Linked DNA regions of Homo sapiens: region 1 is linked to region 2. A link is an interaction called in ENCODE POLR2A ChIA-PET data of the cell type or tissue named here. Cell type or tissue: MCF 10A. All regions are shown on one strand. Links, peaks and the distances in the headings refer to the core of each region. The heading gives the core; the rest is flanking DNA. Region 1 holds the start of LOC124904436 (a long non-coding RNA gene). Region 2 holds the start of LINC01133 (long intergenic non-protein coding RNA 1133).

The links. ChIA-PET counts read pairs that join two places held together with the same protein. Peaks named below come from ENCODE experiments on the same cell type or tissue, not always from the same donor. Only the 100,000 strongest peaks of a DNase experiment are listed, where the experiment ranks them.
Region 1: POLR2A ChIA-PET joins it to region 2 with 6 read pairs; 2 of 35 experiments call an interaction of 5 or more read pairs at or near these places.

The regions. Positions count from the first base shown.
Region 1 is chr1:160,014,778-160,025,638 of GRCh38, reverse strand. LOC124904436 (a long non-coding RNA gene) reads left to right here and starts at 3,657. Exons shown (of 4, transcript XR_007066682.1): 1 at 3,657-4,682; 2 at 7,275-7,400; 3 at 7,910-8,028. PIGM (phosphatidylinositol glycan anchor biosynthesis class M) reads left to right here. Exons shown (of 1, transcript NM_145167.3): 1 at 1-686. It also overlaps the pseudogene RPL27AP2. In MCF 10A, for the core only: no CTCF peak of the experiment used is centred there; a DNase peak (open chromatin) is centred at 6,518.
Region 2 is chr1:159,955,670-159,966,530 of GRCh38, reverse strand. LINC01133 (long intergenic non-protein coding RNA 1133) reads right to left here and starts at 5,307. Exons shown (of 3, transcript NR_038849.1): 1 at 5,126-5,307. It also overlaps a transcript of SLAMF9 not described here. In MCF 10A, for the core only: no CTCF peak of the experiment used is centred there; a DNase peak (open chromatin) is centred at 5,670.

The DNA of each region.
Region 1 (10,861 bases), core at 4,071-8,070, 58 kb before region 2:
TTGTACCAAGTCACTGTCATCCCCAAACTTTTCAATGATTCCAGGCCTTTAACAACTCCCCTCCACCTCCAAACCCTCTCTCACCAAATTGTGTAATTTCTTTGTTTACTGCTGGCTTCATCATGCACTTTTCCTTCATAGCCTATTTTAAGAAGTTGATTTGCTGAACTGCTTTTTAGCCAAGCTATTTGTAAATCAAGCTACACAAAGTATGTGGCCATAATTTCCAAAAGGCAAATGATCATTGTTCAATTGCTGTTGCTCTGCAGTGTGCATTCATGCAGTTAAAAATTGTACTGCATTGATAGTACGGCATCAGAGAATAGATCACTTAGGTTCAAATCCCAGTGCATGATCCTGAGCAAGATTATCATATCTAGATACATTAGTTTTTATCTGTGAAATGGGAATGATAGCACAATCTTCATAGAATTGTTGGTAAGGATTAAGTGAGTTGATATGCTCAAAGTGTGCATGCTGGCATAGAACAAGTCACTGTTTACAAGCCTTTAAAGAAGGAGCTGTTCTGGCACTGTAAACTTGAACCTTTTTTCCCCAAATCTAATGGATATAGGCAAGGAAATTATATTTATATAAAATAAATGTTTGACTACCTTTGATCATAAACTTTATTCTCATCTTGACCTGTTCCTTTGAAAAGATAATAAATACTGATATGTGAAAAATGTATGGACAGATTATTCAGATGTCTGGTTGAGGCTTTACAGTTTTGTATATTTCTGTCAGACATTAAGCTGACTCTAAGCAGTGGAGGTTTGGTTTATGCCCCTAAATTACACAGCACTTCTTTTCTCCATTGTATCGAGGGGTCATTCAGGGGTTGCTGTTCTGGAGATGGAAGCACATGTCTCCTGCCTGGGTCAGAAGCGTCACAATAGCACAAGCATTTATTCAGCACTGGCCTAGGAGAACCATTCATTTAGTCAAAACAAGCATTTATATTCATTATCCTGAACAAAAACCAGACTAAATGAGAACATTTATAGCTGCTCAGGCACTCTGCTAATTGCTATGTCTGCTAGACAAAGTGAAATGACACTTACAGTGACTATTTAAAAATAATTTGGAGCATGAATATTTGAAGCTCAGTTCTTTTTACAAAGGAAATGTATAACCTTTGCTCTTCATTTTTTTTGGCAGTTATTTATAGATCCAGGCCCTGTGTCAAGTTCTGTAATAGATGAATAGACAGTTTATGCTCTTGGAGAGTTAACAGTAAAAACAGAAACAGAAACATACCCCACTGATAAAGTGTTATATAACACCCCATTAAGTTCCACAATGATGTGATTTGTGAAATGGAGGGGCAGTAGGGCAAGGTAGAGGATATTTTTATTTGTATGTTACAGATAAGAAAACTGAACTCAGAAACAAGTGACTTTCCAAGGCCAAATAGCTGGTTAATGGCAGGATTGGGGTGGGACCCCAGATCTTCTGATTCTAATCTTTTTTTTTTGCAAGTCCTTTTTAGTGCTATACAATGACAGGTGATTACAGTGGAAAACCTCACTTATTTAGCAAATGTCATTCACTTAGCAAACTACTTAGCAAAATGCCATGAGTATCTTCTGTGTGCCAGTCATTGTTCTAGGCATCGTAGATGCAGTGAGTGAGAGAGGGAGGCAAAGACCCTATCTTTATGGATCTTACATTTTCATGGGGAGGCAAAGAATAAGCAAGTACAGGATTGTGATGATGATATATCATAAAGAAAAATAAGACAAGCTAAGGAAGTAGAGAGTGATGGCAGTGCGGAGAGTGGAGTAGGTGCTTCTTTAGATGAACTGGTTAGGAAGATACTGTGATGAGAGGGCACTTGAACAAAGACCTGGGAAGTGAATGCATGACCTTCATGCAACCATGGTGCAGGGAGGTAAGGGAAGAGCATTTCACTCAGCATCCCTCCCTGCTGAGTGAAAGCAGTGCGGAGATCCTGAGTTAGGAATGAGCTTGGCAGGTTTAAAGAACAGTAAGGCAAGTATTACTAGTTGGAGTGAGCAAGGAGCAACCAGAATCTAATTCACATTATCCAGCAGAACGACATGAATGCTAGTTGAAAAATACAGTTAACATTAGCATTTTTACTGGCTTATAATGCAATAACTTTGAGCCCAACCTATTTTTTTCCTCTGGCTTCTGAGCACATGTTAATATGTAAGGAAGATGAAACATATATGTAAACAACTTATATTTTAGTAATGATACAAAATACTTTCACAAATTTTGTGATGTGGGAATTTTTTAAAATTCCATTTTCACAGATGAGACCCCTAAAGCTCAGAGTATATGCACTTTGCCCAAGGTCAGAGTTAGTATGTGAGGCAGGAATAGACCCTAGATCTTCTGGAGCTAAATGTACTACTCATTTCTCTGTACTACCCTTATCATTTAGCTATGGTGAACAGAAGATGAACCACTGGATTCTAGAAAGCAGGGAGTTCAGGAACAACGTTGTCCAACCAATGATTCATTCATCTAGTAAATACTTAGGAGCCTACTTTGTGCCAAGCACTCAGCTAGCCTGGGGGTATAAGGATGGTTAAGACTAGAGTCCTGCCTTTAAGGAACTCACCAGTGCCATAGGAGACTGGTGGAAAGAGGATTATAACTCAGTTATAAATCAGTAGCTAGAGTAAAATACACCTAAAGTAGTTCACTAATACATTAATTGGACAAAACTAGTGCAGAACCTGATATATACTAGGTACTGAGATGTTTGTTATCTTACCTGTTTTTCTTTAACATTGGTAAGTACTGGGGGCTTTCTTTGAAACTTTCCTGCTTAAAATCAGTCAGTGATTGACAGGCTCCTTTGCACAGTGTGAATGGCAGGGGCTGTGAAAAAGAAGAGAAAACAGTTTCTCAGTGCCTGTCATTTCTAAATGCCATCAGTATCCACCTAATTTTCTAAGCTAGAATCTTATAATCACCTCCTATTCCTTCTTCTCCTTCACTTGTTACCCGCCCCACATCTAATCAGTCACTAAATTCTGTCAGTTCTACCTTTTAATGACCCTGGAGCCTGCTGGCATCTTGCCATTGTCATTTCCAGTACTACATTTCAGGCCCTCATTATCTCCCATCTGGAATCGATAGCTCCTGACTGGTCTTGTTGCTTTTCATCTCTCTCGCCCTTCATTCCACCTCTCATTTATCCTCCCCAGTGCTGCGAGAGTGTGCTTTCCAAAGCAGATCTGATCCTGCCACCATTCTGAAAAAAAGCATCCTGGGGGACTATGTGACCTGCAGAAAGACGTCCAAATTCCTTAGCATCCTCCATCTTGCACCAATTTCCCCTACTCAGCCTCACTCTAGCCTACTGGATAATGCAGTTTCCTGAAGTTACCACACTATTAAGCCTTTGCCCATGCTGGGTTTGTGTGTGTGTGTGTGTGTGTGTGTGTTTTGAGACAGAGTCTCACTCTGTCGCCCAGGATGGAGTGCAGTGGCATACACTCGGCTCACTACAACCTCTGCCTCCCAGGCTCAAGTTGATTCTCATGCCTCAGCCTCCTAAGTAGCTGAGATTACAGGCACGCGGCACCATGCCCAGCTAATTTTTTTGTATTTTTAGTAGAGATGGGGGTTTCGCGATGTTGGCCAGGCTGGTCTTGAACTCCTGACCTCAAGTGATCTGCCTGCCTTGGCATCCCAAAATGCTGGGATTACAGGCATGAGCCACTGCGCCCAGCCTGCCTATGCTGTTTTTTCTGCCTAGTGTGCATATTTCTCTCCTGGCCTTCAGATGACCTGTCACTCGTTTTTCAGGACCCAACTCATAGGACACTTCCTCTTTCAAGAGGAATGCCAGATGAGCTTTTGGAGAGAGAAGGTTAGCCATTAAGGGGGAAAAAAAGAAAGATAGGGCCAGAGTTGTAACATTTGGTAAACTCTGTTAATGGACTTGATATGTTATGGTTATTTGTGCATTTGTCTCTTTCTCTCAGATTTACTGTTTTGTGTTTATATCCTTAGTATACAGCATAAGTGCTCAATAAATGTTTGTTAAATAAGTGAAGTAGGTATGGGGAGGGAACAACTGTTTATTGAGCACCTATTGTAAGCCTATATGCTTTTCACACATCATCTCATTTAAACCTCAAAACAATTTTTTTGATTTAAGTATTATTTGCTAATAAGAAACAGTCGCAGAGGACATAAATACTTACCTCTCTCCCCACCCACAAAGGTTATGGGTTTGTGAGGAATGGAACTAAAGTTGGAACCTAGGTCTGTCTGACTCCAAAACTTTCCTCTCTTGTGTGATTCTCAGACAGGGACAATTTTGTCCCCCCTTTCTGGGGACATTTGGCAATGTCTGGAGATATTCTTGGTTATTATAATGGGGATGTTACTGGCGTCTAGTGGGTACAGGTCAGGTGTGCTGCTAGGCATCTTCCAATGCACAGAAAAGCCCCACAACAAAGAATTATCTGGCCCTGAATGCCAGTAGTGCCAAGGTTCAGTGTCTTCATCTGTTTGAGCTGCTGTAATAAAATAGCATAGACTGGATAGTTTATAAATAACAGAAATTCATTTCTCACAGTTCTGGAGGCCAGGAAGTCCGAGATCAAGGTGCCAGCAGATTTGATGTCTGGTGAGGGATACTTCCTGGTTCATAGATAGCCATCTTCTGTTTTTGTCTTCACATGATGGAACGGGTAAGAAAACTCACCAGTCTCTTTTGTAAGGGCGCTAATCCCCTTCAGGAAGACTCTACCCTCATGACCTAGTCACTTCCCAAAGTCTCCACCTTCTAATACCACTACCTTGGGGGTTAGTTTTATTTCCTTTCCTTCCCTTTCCCTTTCCTTTTCTCTTTAAAGCAGTTGTTAACATTTAATGAACCTCCTGTTATGTGACTTCAAGCCACCAGGAGAAAGCTCCCCCCACTGAATCTTCTCCTGAGCTCTTCTGCTGAAGAATTTGGCCTTCACGATGACAGGCTGGTTTGGGAACTTTTCCCTTCCCAGAACTCTATAGTAGCCCGATGGCACCACATCAGTGATGGGAGCTGTTCCAGGCTTGTTTTTAGCAGCATTCACCTGTGTCTGCTTCCTGACCAAAGCCCACAATTTGTCAAGGTTGACAGCTGGGTAGAAGCTCAGGTTCCTCTTTAGGTGGTAATGCCTCATACCAACTTTCCTAAAGTAACCTGGGTGACATTTGCTGAAGTCGATCCTGTGGTGATGCATGCCGCCAGCATTGCCACGGCCACCTGGGTGCTTTCAGTGCTTGCTGATGCGGCAGAGGCTGTGGCTCACCTGGCTCCAAAATTTCTGGGTCCTGTGGTGACTACATTTCCTCAGTCTGGATGGCTGTGTGGAAAAAGAAGCTTAGTGGTAAGGCCTAAGGAAGAAGGAGCAGGGGCGATGCTTGCCAGCCTGAGATGGGCCTGTAGGCCTGTGGGCCAAGGACCTGCCATCTGGAGCATTTGGCAAAGTTGAGGGGCCCATGTGTCTTCGAGACCCGAATCTCAGGCTGAACAGGGCTCCGCCCTGGACCCACCTGAGCTGCACTGCCCTGCTGACGGTCAGGTGCGGCCTGGAGGTCCCGATCAAGGTTGAGGGTGGGTGGCTGAGGGCAATGGGAGTAGAGCTTAGGGTCCCTGCTAACAAGGAAGTGGAGGCAAGAAAGGGATCCTAGTTTTCAACATTTGAAATTTTGGAGGACACAGACTTTCATTCTATTACATTGAGAAATCCTGCTCTATTCCATGTTGACTCTAATGAAAAGCAATTCATCAGACAAAATAAATGCATCCATGACCCCATGGGGAGTCAGATTGGGCTTAAGAGAAGTCCTAGGGGCTTGGGGCCATTCATGAGCCACTGGCATTGGTAGGATAGAAAGACTATTCTGTCTAGTCCCTGACCTGCCTTTGATCGTATGGTTCTTACTCTACTGCATCCACCCGGTCCTTCTGTCTCTTCTCCACCTTTCCTTTTCTTCAGTAGACTCTAATTTAGCTTGGGGAAGGCAACCCAGAAAGCTCCAGCATTTTCTAACCTCTTTTCTAATTAGAAGATAGAGTTAGCATATAAGAAGCTGCAAGTTTCAACTTGACAATATCTCTAGAACTGAGAACAGGGCCAAAAATGTCACCCTCTGAAATTGACAGTAAAATAGATGAGATTATTCACTGTGATAATCTTCCCAGAAAATAACCCACCTAAGAAATTCTTGGTAAGTGTGCTGCTAAGCCTTGGCTGTTTCCTAATCTCAGCCAGGGTCCAAGAATGCCTCCCTGTAAAGAAAAGCATTTAAAACGTAACTTGTGCATTAAACTAGTAATCTAGGAAATTATAAAGTGTTTGCCTTGGGGAAGTGTTCTAATGGGGGACACTTTTAATGGGTCTTAAGTGTAACTGCCTATAATTGTTGGGGATGCTTTGTGTTTTTGTTTTTCTATCTCTCAACATAACAAATATTAGGAGAGAGGAACCAGGTTTATTTTACTGGTGTCTGGCAGCAAAGGCATGGATGAGTCACTGCTAGTGAAGGGTAGGAATTAGTGGTGTGTGTGTATGGGGGTGGCGGATGGTCACAGAAGTCTTTTCCTTGGTAAAGTGGTTTTAATCAGAAGCCCATAAACCTTGGTTGTGTGCAAAATGTGTGTGTATTTGTGTGCATTTTTTCTGTAAAATGTGTCTGTAGCATTCAAAGGGTTCTCTGACCTCCAAAAAGTAAAACCCCTGCCTTGGTGATTAGAACATAGCTACCAGGGACAATGAAATAGAAGATAACCCAGGAAAGGCAAGGGAAGTGAGTGCCTCGTAGGAGAGAAAGGGTTCATTTTGAGCTCACATTTATTGATTGTGCATGCAGAAGGCCTCTTTACATACATAAATAAGGTTCCTAATTTTATAACAAATATTGGGAGCCCAGCATGCAGTGGAAGGATGAACTGTGAGAAAACATCAAGGCAGAACAAATCCAGCCTGGTGGATGCTGGAGAAAAGTACAAAGGGTGATGAGAGGACTTGGAAAGAATGCAGTGTGGGGAGAGAAAGGGGGAGAGAGAGAGAGAGAGAATATGTGTGTGTGCACACGCATGCATGTGCACGCATGAATATGAGGTGGGGAAGATGAATATTAAGTTGTTCTACATATGTCAATATCCATGCTGAGTTTAGATTCCACAGATGCCCTGGGGTAGCCAATACTAAGAGAATGGTTCTGTAAAGCTGAGTTCTAGGAAGCTAACCAGACAATTAAGAAGGGATTCTTCTAACGTTCTTTTCAATTTTAAGTTACAGAAACCAACTTTAGCTAAAGGACTTAAAGGATACTGGACAATCCATAAATCCCTAGGAAAGAACTGAACAAGGAAGTCTGGGGAGGCAAGAAATTGGACAGTTTGGGGACTTCCACAGCAGGTGACCAACTCCAGTGACCTCGTTTCCAGATCTCTATATTTGGGTTTTAAATTAACAAGAGAGGAGTTAGCTGTTGGGACTTGTACCAGAGAAGGGGAAATCATGAGCCAAGGAATCACCTTGGTTGTTGACCAAAGTCATTATCATATTGGTTTAGAGCAGGTGTCCTATCTTGAAAAGTGTGCGAGACTAATACCCAAGTCTTCTGATTGCCACTTACACGCAGCATGCTCTCAAGGCACATTCACAATTTCTTAATATTTTAAAAACTAATTAATAGGGTTTGGGTAGGAATAGAGTGGGGGACTTTCAGGCAAAGGGAACAAAAAGTGCAGTGGCCTTCAGGTAGGATGAACTTGGCATCCCAGAAATAGAAAAGGCTCTTGTGGCTAGAGAATTATCTGCAAGGAGTAAAGAGTAGAAGAAGGGCATTCAGAGGCTTGATTGCATCATGGTGAGAAGTTCAGAGGTTTTTTTTTTTGTTTGCTTGTTTATTTTCCTATGTGCAGCCGAAAGCCACTGAAGAGATTTAAGCAGATATGAATTACATTTTTTGAAAAACACTCCAGCTGCTCAATGGAGAATGGATTCTGTGAAGGCTTGAATAAGAGTGACAGTACTAGAGATGGTAAGAAGTGGGTTGATTCAGCATGCATTTTTGTATCTTGGGGAGAGAACTGGCAGAACTTGTTGACGGATTTGGTGTCAGGGAAAAGAAAAGGGAAATCCAAAGTGGGTGCTAGGCTTTTGGCTTGGGCAACTAGATGGATGGTAATGTTCTTCACTGAATTATGAAGACTGATGGAAGGAGTAGTTTTAGGGAGGAAGACGGTTTGGAATCGATCGTGTCAAGTGTGAGATGTCAGCAGTCTTAGTGAGGAAGTCAGAGGGACAGTCAGATATATATTTGGGAATCACCAGATTATAAATGTTGCTTAAAGACAAGGGCCTGGGTGGGATTGCTTGGGGGGCCTAAGACCGAGCTCTGGGCACTGTAATATTAGATAATCTAGCTGGGCAGCAATGGGCAAAGGAAACTGGGGAGAAGTCAGTTAAGTCAGAGAAATGCTGTATTATTTTTAAAGTGTGGGATTTTTTTTTTTATTTTTTTTGAGACAGAGTCTCACTCTGTTGCCCAGGCTGGAGTGGAGTGCAGTGATACCATTATGGCTAACTTCAGCCTTGACCTCCTGGGCTCAAGCGATCCTCCTGCCTCAGCCTCCCAAGTGGTTAAGACCACAGGTGCATGCTGCCATGCCTGTCTAATTTTTGTTTTTTGATTTTTTGTAGAGATGAGGTCTCACTTTGTTGCCCAGGCTGGTTTCAAACTCCTAGGCTCAAGCTATCCTCCTGCTTCAGCCTCCCAGAGTGTTAGGATTACAGGTGTAAGCCACTGCACCCGGCCAAAGTTTGGGCTCTTAATTTATAGTTCTTTATAGATGTTTGTAATTTCTCTATATGATAGTTTATTTTGGACACTTGTGTTGTTTATGAATCTATTCTCATAGTAGTCTAGTAAATGTTACACACTTTGCAGCTCTAGATTTTTCCTTGCTTAAATTGTTGGCAAAATCTCTCTAGTTTTATCTTTCTGTGTGTTTGAGGGGCTGGGAGCCATCCCCTGTTAACTGGGCATGGAAGGAAGGCCAAGTCTGCCATTAAGTCTCTTTTTGAGCCTGTATATATTTGCATAAGGTCCATTAACTATATTAAGTGGTCATAGATAAACCAGATACTTATAGGCAACTCTAATAAACTACATGCAGCTTTGTAGATTATTTGCAATAAAATTTTAATTTTAACAATCCTTTAATTGTTAAATTAAAGCCTGCCTAAGCTCTCTTGTAGTATTTTGCATATGTCTGGGGTGGATCTCTTTATTGGCTTTTGGCATATGCGTTTGGTTTAAAGCAGTCCAAGCAAAACATAAGTAGAAAGGTAGGCTTACTGATTATATATGGTATATATATTTACACACACACACACACAGAGTAAACAGCCATAAGAACTATGTCCAGCTCTTTCTAATATAGCTAAGTAACTGTAACAGTCAGTTAGTCCACCTGAGGACCCCAGCTTTATTTTTTAAGTAAAAATAAAAATCTTACTTGTTATCAAAACAATATGTTCCTTATAGTAAAACAGAAGCAAAATTTTTAAATAGGAAATTTGGAACACAATAATCATAACTCCACCATCCAGGGATAACCACTGTTAATATCTAAGGTTGTATTCTTCCAGATCATTGTATATATACTGTAGAGTTTGGAGTCATACTATTCATTTTAATTTAAAATAAACTTAAAAAAAACTTAGCAATGTATTGTGACTATCTTTCTTTCTTTCTTTTCTTTTTCTTTTTTTCTTTTTTTTTTTTTTGGAGACAGGATCTTATTCTGTCACCCAGGCTGGAGTGTAGTGGCACAATCATAGCTCACTGCAGCCTCAACCTCCTGGGCTCAGGTGTTCCTCCCACCTCAGCGTGTCAGGCAGCTGGGATTACAGGTGTGCGCCACCATACCCAGCTAAGTTTTGTTTTTGTTTTTGTTTTTTTGTTTTTTGTTTTTTTTGAGAGATGGCATTTCACCATGTTGCCAAGGGGGGTCTCACACTCCTGGGCTCAAGTAATCTGCCTGTCTCAGCCTCCCAAAGTGCTGGGATTACATGAGTGAGCCACTGCACCCAGTCCCTATCTTTCCTTCCTTCCTCCCTCCCTCTCTCCCTCCCTCTCTCTCTCTCTCTTTCTTTCTTTCGACAGAGTCTCACTCTGTCACTTAGGCTGGAGTGCAGTGGCCCGATTTCTGCTCACTGGAACCTCCACCTCCCGGGTTCAAGTGATTCTCCTGCCTCAGCCCCCTGAGTAGCTGAGATCACAGGCATACACCACCATGCCCAGCTAATTTTTGTATTTTTAGTGGAGATGGGGTTTCACCATGTTGGCCAGGCTGGTCTCAAACTCCTGGCCTCAAGTGATCCACCTGCCTTGGCATCCCAAAGTGCTGGGATTATAGGCGTGAGCCAACGTGCCCAGCTGGGCCCCTATCTTTTAATAATAATAAATATTCTTCAAGACTTTCTACAGACTTTAAATGACCGCCAAGAATTTCACAGTATGAATGTACGAATTTAGCTATTTATCAGTGTTCGCATTGTTTCTGGTTTTTGTTTTTGTTTTTGTGTTCTGCTAGTGTGTCAATAATGCCATCCTGGCTGGCTGTGGTGGCTCACGCTTGTAATCCCAGCGCTTTGGGAGGCTGAGACAAGAGGATTGCTTGAGGTCAGAAGTTTGAGACCAGCCTGGGAAACATACGGATACCTTGTCTCTATTAAAAAACAAAAATTAGCCAGGCATGCTGGTGTGTACCTGTAGTCGCAGCTACTTGGGAGACTGAGCCTGGGAGATAAGGCTGCAGTGAGCTATGATTGTACCACTGCACTCCAGCCTGGGTGACAGAGTGAGA
Region 2 (10,861 bases), core at 3,175-7,174:
CCTCAAAAAACTAAAAATGTAACTTCCATATGATCCAACTATCCCACTTCTGAGAATATATCCAAAGGAATTAAAATGGCTGTGTTGAAAGGATATCCCTTTAACATGAACTCCCATGTTTATTATAGCATTATGTACAATAGCTAAGATGTGGACTCAATCTAAATGTTCATCAGTGGATAAATAGATAAAGAAAATGAGGTGTATACACACAATGGAATACTAATCAGCCTTTAGAAAGAATGAAATTCTGTCATTTTGGACAACACAAATGAATCTAGAGGATACTATGCTAAGTGAAATAAGCCAGGCACAGAAAGGTAAATACTGCATGATCTTATTTAGATGTGGAATATAAAAAAAGTTGAATTTGTAGAAGAATAATGGATCCCAGAGGCAGTGGGCAGAGGAGGAGTGAAGGAATGGGGAATTACTGGTCTGAGGGTACAAAGTTTCAGCTAAACAAGAGGAATAAGTTTTGAGATCTACTGCACAGCAGGATGACTGTAATCAATAATAATATGTTGTATATTTCAAAATAACTAAAAGTGTAATTTCAAATATATCACCACAAAAATATCAAGGAAGTGAAGTGATAGATATGTTAATTAGCTTGATTTAATCACTTGGAATTGTAGACATATATCAAAACATCACATTGTACTATATAAATGTAATATAATTATGATTTGTTAATTAAGCATAATTTATATCTTTTTAAAAAGAAACATTTTAATATGGGACTAAGGAAGGTGAATAGCCCTGGAAAAGGAGAAAATGAGATTGCCTTCTGAGTTCCAAAGTATTAAGACAATACATAGTGGATCAAAGATGAGGTATGCAAATTATCCCTAATGACACAAATAATCAAATGAAGGTACATACCTTATTAGAAAAATGAGGTGGGTGGTGTGGGCCCATTGCAAAAGGAGAGTCATAGAAGTACACACCCTGGCAGTGCCTATTCAAGTTCTGTCTGGGGACTCTGTCAGCCAGATGCAGTATCCAGGCAACCTTACAGAAGGAGCCTCGCTGGAGATGGATACCATAGATTGTCATCAGAGTGTTGAATCTTAGCTCATCTCTTTTCCTCTAGCACCATGTTCCCTAGGCAGCCTTCTGTTGACAACTCCCCAAACTGACTGTGTACAGGGAGGGAATGTCAGGGCGATGGAGCTGCAACTGGCCTATTTGATCAGAACACTCTAACCAAAGGCTTCTTGCCCCCATCCCTTGGTGTTCCTTTATCCTGCCTTGTTTTTCCTCACGGTACTTTATAAAGTGTTCTGATCAGACGGTACAGATCTGTTTGTTGTGTATTGCTTTCCCCCAACCTTGACTCTGACAATAATGTAAGCTTCGCGTTTTCCTGTTCACTGCTGTGTCCCACACCTAGAACAGTGCCTGGCATTTAATTGAAGCTTGATAAATAATTGTAGGATGAATGGCTAATTTTATATGTCAGTTTGATGACATCTCTGATAAAATGAGGCAGCATTCCAGATTCTGATCAACTCTGGGACATTGATGAGTTAGAGTTTGAGCCTGTATTGTGAAAAGTGCTGAATTAACTAAGAAAAATGGCATCGTGTGCAGACCCGTCTGGGTGGCCCAGGGCTTCCCTCAAGCCACTCCCCTCTGTTTCCTTTGTGCTTTCTTTGTGTGCCTCCAGTCTCAAATACAAATTAATAACAGCAAAGGAATACAAATACACATTATTGATGATGACAATAATAATAACACTGAGGGCTTTCTATATGCCAGGTATAGTTTTGTTACTTCTCAAATTTGTTTAATCAAGTAAAATCCTGCCAACAAGACACCGGGAGACCCGAGTTTTGGCCCCAGGTTTGCCGTTAAACTGTGACCTTGAGGGAGTCTCTCCACCACTCCGAACCTCTGGTTTTTGTTTGCTGTTTGTTTGCTTTTTAGTTTTTAATTTGTGAAATAAAGGGTTGGACAAGATCCGTAGATTCTAAACTTTTTTCTTTTAGCGAGAGCACACCATTTTCAAACAAGTTCTGCATCAGAACTCCCTGTGTGAAAAGATAAAAGCAGGCTCTCTGTGGTTGAAGCTCCCTGGCTTTGCACCTGCTTCCCTGCGGCAGTCCTTGAGACAGCTCCTCAGAAAGCCCAGGAGAACAGATTAAAAGCTCCCGGAGCCCCTCTCATATTCTCCAAAGGCCAGACCAAGAATGAAGCAGAGTGTTGTTTCATGGCTTTACTTAGGGGGAAAGAAACCCTTTGTGATTGGAAACAAAAGATATCACTGGCTGGGGAACTTCCTCTCTGCTCCAACAGAACAGAAGAGCAGGTGAAGTGTAGTGATTCCCAAACTTTAGCTTAGAGTAGAATCACTGGGGGACCTTGATAAGTAGGTGGATTCACAAGCCACACTCTGCTTTCTCCCATCATGACTCAGTGGGTCCAAATCAGTGTTTCTGTCTTTTTTGTTTGTTTGTTTGTTTTTTGAGACAGAATCTTGCATTGTCACCTAGGCTGGAGTGTAGTGGCGTGATCTCTGCTCACTGCAACCTCTGCCTCCCAGGTTCAAGCGATTCTTCTGCCTCAGCCTCATGAGTAGCTGGGATTACAGGCACTCGCCACCTTGCCCAGCTAATTTTTTGTATATTTAGTAGAGATGGGATTTGACTATGTTGGCCAGGCTGGTTTTGAACTCCTGACCTCGTGATCTGCCCGCCTCGGCCTCCCAAAGTGCTGGGATTACAGGTGTGAGCCACTGCGCCTGGCCCAAATAAGCATTTTAACTAGCTCTCAGCTTGATTATGATGCAGGTGGTATGAAACCTACATTTTGAGATCAATAAGCATCAGGGAGTCACAGGACATGCAATCAAGAAGAACATGAGCCGAGTCCATTTTAGGAAAGAAGGGCAGACACATTGTACTTAAGAGGTAAGTTGAGGAAAGGGTATGTATGTGCATGAACCAATCTGAGATGTGTGAAGCCTGAGAGACAAGGAATGGGTTGCCCTTACAGTGTGGTTAAGGGGATCAGCCCAGCATGTTCCATCTCTTCATATGTAACAGGCTGATCTGGTGAACAGGTGACTGGCATGGAAAACACCGAGCTGGGTTGTACCTCCCAACAGCAATGCTTGCTGTCTCTTTAGACTGTGGGCTGATTGGTGCTGCCAGCTAACGTTCTTGAATAAACCTATTCTCGTGTCTTATGTTAGAGACTTCCTGTGTATTCTCTTCAATAATTACAGACCCTGGCCAATTACCAAGGGGCCCCAGGTCTTTCTAATGCCAAAGCCCACTGTCTTTATGCTTAACCAACCTTCAGTAATAACCATGACTCACATTCATTGAGCCCTCACCATGTGCCAACTCCATGCCGAATGCTTTCTGCCATTAGTTCATCTGATTTTCCCAACCACCCTATAAAGCGGGTATTGTGAGTATTCCATTCTGCAGACGAAGGAACCCAAGTAGTTTGGTTCCAGAGGCATGCTCTTCGACACTGCCCACCCACCATCTCCTTCTAAATCTTTAGGGCAATTTGTTGACTCAAAAAGGTAAGGGCAGCCTTGAACTCTTAAAGTTTAGCTGTTTCACTATGATTCCTTTAGTAAGATTTTGCTTCTGCTCTAGGGTAACCATAACTTATCCTCCAAACTAGAGCACTTTCTGAGAGTGAAAGGGGGCACTCTTAATAATTAGGGCAGGATAACAGGCTTACATGAGGACCTTCCTAAGAAACCTTAACACACAGTTACCTCACCTGCTCCATTCTCTTGAAATGCCTGCCTTTCACGTAAACCTTCAGTTTTAGCAGATAACTTTGACTCCACTTCAGAGAAAATCGAAGCCACTGTGCAGGCCTTCCCTTAACTGCTTGTCTCATACAAACCTATCTGCATCTCTGCCCATTTTCTTCTCATTATAGCCGAGGCCCATCTTGTAATCCAAGGTCAGTTCCTTTCCCTTGGTTCTGAATCTCAGTTCCCTCCTGTCTTCTGGGTGTGTGTGGGGTGGGGTGGGGTCAGGGAGAGGCCTTGTTCCATTATCATCACCTTTTCCCCAAATCTTCAACCCCTATTCCTACTGGATCTGCTCGTCAGCATTTAAATATGTTCAAATCTCCGCCGCCCACCTCGGCCTCCCAAAGTGCTGGGACTATAGGCGTGAACCGCCGCCCCGGGCCAAAGGTAAACTTCTTGAGTGCATAACTTATAAACTCAGTAGGTCTATATACCCCCAGTGAGCCGCCTGCAGTCCATCTTTGTAGCCTCATCTCCACTCTTAAAACGAAATCATTGGCAATAAAATTATCCCTCTACCCCATGTTTTCCCTTTGCCTCCCATCCTCTGTTCCCCTTGCCGTCAAAGGTAAACCTTTTTTTTTTTTGAGATGGAGTCTTGCTCTGTCCCCAGGCTGGAGTACAGTGGCGCTATCTTGGCTGACTGAAACCTCTAGCTCCTGGGTTCAAGCAATTCTCCTGCCTCAGCCTCCCAGGTACCTGGCATTATAGGCATGTGCCACCACGCTGGGCTAATTTTTGTATTCTTAGTAGAGACGGGGGTTTCACCATGTTGGCCGGGCTGGTCTCGAACTCTTGACCTTGTGATCCGCCCGCCTCCGCCTCCCAAAGTGCTGGGATTATAGGCATGAGCCGCCACGCCCGGCCAAAGGTAAACTTCTTGAGTGCATAACTTATAAACTCAGCAGGTCTATACGCCCCCAGTGAGCGGCCTGCAGTCCGTCTTTGTAGCCTCATCTCCACTCTTCTCTGCCTCCATCTCTCGGCCCTGCCTGTGTGGGCTTCTTCTGTACTTCAGTGTGCCCAGCTCTCTCCCCCACCCCAAGGATCCTGCACAGGCTGCTCCCTCTGCGAGGAACACTCTTTTCTCCTTTGTTTCACAATGACTCCTTTGGGTGCACTTCAACAATTTGCAGACGCTTACAGTTCTCTCCATCCACCTTCATGGTTCAATTGAATAATCACCTTTTTAACACTGACACTTAAAAAAGAAAAAGAAAAGAAAGGAAAAAGAAACCATATATCAAGTGCACAGGCTGGCCTCAGAATAGGATAGAAGACACATGCAGATCTCAACACACATTGCCTCGGGAGGGAGGTGATTTATTTGGAACTTACTTGTTAATGGCTCCTCCAGTACCATGGCTCTGCCGTGTGGGTCCCCAGCTTTCCAGATCCAAAGGGAAGCTAAGGAGAAAGTTGGAGCAAAGGTTTGGCCTTTTATTATCTTTCCTCCATTCTCTCCACCACAGCAGGACCAGCTTTTCACTGCAACCTCTTTCCCAAGGCTGTTACATCAGAATTGGGGTGTGGGTCTGATTTCTCATTGGCTTAATTGCTCCTAAAGATCCAGGAAGAAGAGAGAGAAAGTCTAAACATTACTGGTGCAACTACTTTATTATATATAATAATGTCATAGTTTGGTCTCTCTCCAAAGCACACCCTTAGATAAAAACTTGGGTGGAGGACGTCTTTCTGGGAGATAATCCAAGAAGAAAGAATGAGGAAAATGAGACAAGGAAGGGAGGAAAGCCAAAGAAAAGGGTGTGTTAATAGTTGATTACCGTTGTGGACAACTGGGGCCCAATCCCTCTGAGGAACCAGGGAGAACATGCCTCAGAATTGCTCATGGAATAGGGCAGGGAGGCTGGAACATTTATCCACGTTTACTCACCAACATGGCACTCCCTCAGCTGCACCCCCCCAACCTGCATACTTCCCAGTTGCTTGGCTGAGTGGCCTTCCACTGTCATAGGGAAAGCCTGGAAGTGGCCGGGGGCAGTGACTCATGCCTGTAATCCCAGCACTTTGGGAGGCCAAGGCGGGTGGATCACGAGGTCGGGAGTTCAAGACTAGCCTGGCCAACATGGTGAAACCCGTCTCTACAAAAATTAGCCAGGCGTAGTAGCATGCGCCTGTAATCCCAGCTACTTGGGAGGCTGAGGTGGAAGAATTGCTTGAACCTGGGAGGTGGAGGTTGCAGTTAGCCGAGATGGTACCACTGCACTGAAGCCTTGGCAACAGATCGAAACTCCGTCTCAAAGGAAAAAAAAAAAAAAAAAGATCATCAGAGAAAGCCTGGAAGCAGAAAAACAGACTGCCCAGGTGCAAACTTCATGGGGCACTCCATCATGAAACTGCCCACACAGCAGTGTAGATGCAGCCATAAAAAATGATGAGTTTATGTCCTTTGTAGGGACATGGATGAAGCTGGAAACCATCATTCTCAGCAAACTATCGCAAGGACAAAAAACCAAACACCGCCTGTTCTCACTCATAGGTGGGAATTGAACAATGAGAACACTTGGACACAGGATGGGGAACATCACACACCGGGGACTGTTGTGGGGTGGGGGGAGGGGGGAGGGATAGCATTAGGAGATATACCTAATGCTAAATGACGAGTTAATGGGTGCAGCACACCAACATGGCACATGTATACATATGTAACAAACCTGCACGTTGTGCACATGTACTCTAGAACTTAAAGTATAATATATATATATATATATAAAGAAGTCAGGTGGATAAACAGGCTGTGCTACAGGGAACCCTAAGTGTCTGCTACAAGCAAGATGTTAGAATGGGTCTCTTCCTGCCTTAGTTACGCTACGCTAAGCTGACAGTGTGATGGGTATCAGGAGATCAAAGGCAATGTGAGGGAGATCTGCCCTTGAGGAACGTACAATGGGAGTCAAGGAGAACTGGTGTCACTGCCTTTGGAACCCCCTCATCTATGGATGGAGGGCTGAGAAAGGGAGATCAAGAAAGAGACTTCTTTGGAAAGAACTTTACTGTGAGTCCACACCTCTTCCCCAGGGTATAGTGATGTCACCTCTGACCACAAGCCAAGTAAAGAAGACTTCAAGGGGAGGGCTTAGGGAGCTTTGGAATGTGGCCCCGCAAGTGAGAGTCAGAGGCGACAGGCACCTATGACAGGTCTGGGAGAGTTAAAACCGGTAATGGGCTCCCATGAGGGAGCCAGGAGTATGGTGCCATGTTGTAGATCCTAGGATCTGCCAGGGCAAGGAATGTTTGTCATGGGTAGCTAAGGGCCACCCATGAGACACAGCCTGCTTGGTTGTCCTGGGTGCTGTACGATAGGGGCATTTGGACAGGCCTCTGGGGAGGAGGAGATGAGATGTGTGGCCAGATGTCCAGGGGCTGATGAAGGAGTTGCAAAGGACCACCCAGAATAGAGATGCATCCACCTCCTGGTCAGGGGTAAGAGAGAGGGAACCAGTGGTAAGAGAGAAACTTAACCAGCAAAACTTCCCTTAACAAAAAATAGTTCATCTTAGCCATCTGTGAGGCCCACAGAGTGCAAAGCCACTCAGCTAGGTAAGAAGAGTTTTAACACCTCCCCAACCTCTCCATCCTCCTGGAGTGAGGAAACCTGAGTTGGGGGAGGAGAGTTGAGGGGAAGGAGGAGAACAGATTCAGAGAGGCAAGCTGAGCATAGTAGAGAGCAGAGACTGCTCCCTCCCCGACTACCAGCCTCTAGCCTGGAAGACCTAAGCCAGGGTAAGGGAGATTATTTGATAATAAGGTAAGTTTGGAATTTTGAATATTACATGGCACAGGAAGTACTCATTTCTAAACCGAGACCAGTACTCATTTCTGGACTGAGACCGAGGCCAGAGTTCACATCTGAGGCAGAGAAGACTACCCCACTGAATAAGATTAAAAGGGCAGTGAGAGAAAAAAATTGAAGTTCTATTTGAATCACAATCCATTAGCAAGAATGAAAATTACACTTGGCTAGGCACTGTGGCTCACACTTGTAATCCCAGCACTTTGGGTAGCTGAGGCAGGAGGATCCCCTGAGTCCAGGAGTTTAAGACCAGCTTGGGCAACATAGCCACATCCCATCTCTATAAAAAAAAATTAAAAAACTTAGCTGGGCATGGTGGTGCTCACCTGTAGTCCCAGCTAGTTGGGAGGCTGAGATGGGAAGATCACTTGAGCCCAGGAGGTTGAGGCTGCAGTGAGCCATGATTGCACCACTGCACTCCAGCCTGGGTGATAGAGCAAGACCCTGTCTCTTAATAAAAAAAAAAAAAAGTGAAGAAACGAAAATTAGACTTGACAATCATGCTCTCAGAAGTGACTTTCTCCACACTGGACTCGGAGAGCTCAGTGGGGTGGAAATTATTTTCCTCTCCTCAATAGGCATCATGGACTGTTTATGCCTACTTATGGAGACAGGTTTAATAAATCTGAACAGTTACCTTCTGGCTATCAGCATACTCACTGTAGCAGCCTCGGCTCCCCCTTCAAGAGTAAACACATTTTTGGCTGCAAGAAGTGCAGTTAACCGACAGGCTCTAGCTGCAGCACCTTCGGGATCTACGCTGTTCCCGGCAGCCCCAGCCCATGGCTGTGCACAGCAAGAGTCCTGGCACCAGGACAGTCTTGCACAGCTAGAGTCCCAGTGCCTGGACATGCCTGCCCACCACAGGCCTTCTCTAACGGGCAGTCGGTGCCAGAGCTCCCTGCTAAGTCAGCTGAGACTGTGAGACGCATCAAGGTCTGAGGCCCTTCTGGCTCCACCTGCTTCCTTCTCCATTTATCTTTTCCAGGCCTTTCCCCACATTAAAACTCTTTATCTCTGAACTCCAGCTTCTGCTTCTCAGATAATCTAACGGTATTCTCACCCTTTAAGCTCTGAGCATTATACTCATGACCCTGTTTTCTTTTCTTTCCTTGCTTTTATTTTTTATTTCTATTTTTTAATTCACAAAAATTTATACCTATTTATGGTGTACAACATGTTGTTTTAAAATATGAATATGTTGTGAAATGGCTAAATCGAGCTAATTAACGTAAGTGTTGTCTTATACAACTATCTTTTTTTGTGGTAAGAACACTGAAAATCTACTGTCTTAGCAATTTTTTTTTTAGATGGAGTCTCGCTCTGTCGCCAGGCTGGGGTGCAGTGGCACGATCTCGGCTGACTGCAACCTCCGCCTCCCAGGTTCAAGCAATTCTCCTGCCTCAGCCTCCTGAGTAGCTGGGACTACAGGCGCCCGCCACCACACCTGGCTAATTTTTGTATTTTTAGTAGAAGCAGGATTTCACCATGTTGGCCAGGATTGTCTTGATCTCTTGACCTCGTGATCCACCCGCTTCGGCCTCCCAAAGTGCTGGGATTATAGGTGTGAGCCACTGTGCCTGGCCTGTTTTAGCAATTTTTGAGAATACAATACATTGCTATTAACTGTAGTCACCATATGGTATGATAGATCTCTTGAACTTATTCCTCCTATCTGACTGACTTTTGAAATCTTTCCACCAATATTTCTCCAATCCCCACCCCTCCCACAGCTTCTGGTAACCACCACTCTACTCTCTACTTGTAGTTCAATCTTTTTTTTTTTTTTGTCTTTTTTTTTTTTTTTTGAGACAGAGTCTCGCTCTGTCTCCCAGGCTGGAGTGCAGTGGCACGATCTCGGCTCACTGCAACCTCCGCCTCCCGGATTCACGCCATTCTCCTGCCTCAGCCTCCCGAGTAGCTGAGACTACAGGCACCCGCCACCACGCCCGGCTAAGCTTTTTTGTGTTTTTTAGTAGAGATGGGGTTTCACCCTGTCAGCCAGGATGGTCTTGATCTCCTGACCTTGTGATCCCCCCGCCTCGGCCTCCCAAAGTGCTGGGATTACAGGTGTGAGCCACCGTGCCTGGCCTAGTTTAACCTTTTTATACATTCCACATTAAGTGAACTTATGTGGTATTTGTCTTTCTGTGTCTGGCTTATTTCACTAAACATAATGTCCTCCAGGTTCATCCATGTTGTTGTAAATGGTAGCATTTCCTTCTTTTTGTTGTTGTTGTTGTTTTGTTTTGTTTTGCTTTGCTCCCTCTCAACTTACCACCCGCTACTCAGCTTTCCTCACTCCAGGAGGATGGGGAGGTGTCAAAACTCTTCTTACCTAGCTGAGTGGCTTTGCACTCAGTGGGCCTGGAGGATGGCTAGGATGCACTATTTTCTGTTAAGGGCAGTTTTGCTGGTTAAGTTTTGCTGGTTCCCTCTCTCTTACCCCTGGCTGGGAGTAGATGCATCTCTATTCTGGGTGGTCTCTGCTGGAGTGCAGTGGCATGATCATAGCTCACTGCACCCTCAAACTCCCGGGCTCAACAATCCTCCCACCTCAGCCTCACATATAGCAAGGATTACAGGCATGCATCACCATGCCCTGATCATGTTTAAAAATTTTTTTTGTAGACATGGGGTCTTTCTATGTTGCTTAGGCTGGTCTAAAATTCCTGGCCTCAAGGGATCTTCCTGCCTTGGCCTCCCAAAGCGCTAGGATCATAGGCATGAGCTCCCTTGCCCAGCCTCCTTCTTTGTTTAAGGATGGATAGTATTCCATTGTGTATATATCTACAATTTCTTTACACATTCATCCATTGATAGACACTTAGGTTGATTCCATATGTTGGCTCTAGTGAATAGTGCTGCAATAAGCGTGGAGTGCAGATACCTCATTAACATACTGATTTCATTTCCTTTGGATGTATACCCAACAGTGGGATTGCTGGATCTAATTTTATTTGTTAAACAGATTTATTACATAAAAACGTTTTATACTCAGACTGAAATCTGGTTCACCTTTAAGAAAAAATTCTAATCCCTCAGGTTTTATACTCATAAATTGAAATTTAAGAACTACTCACTTCATTATCTTCTTCACTAAGCAGATTCTACCAATCTTTGAAGAACTAAGGTCTCATCTTAAATATCTCTCCTTGATAGCTTTTCCCCAACCCTCCTGACTCCAACTTTGCCAAATCGCCTTATTATAGGCTCCTTCAATTATTCCTTTGGTAAGATTCATCAAACTTGTAGTTACT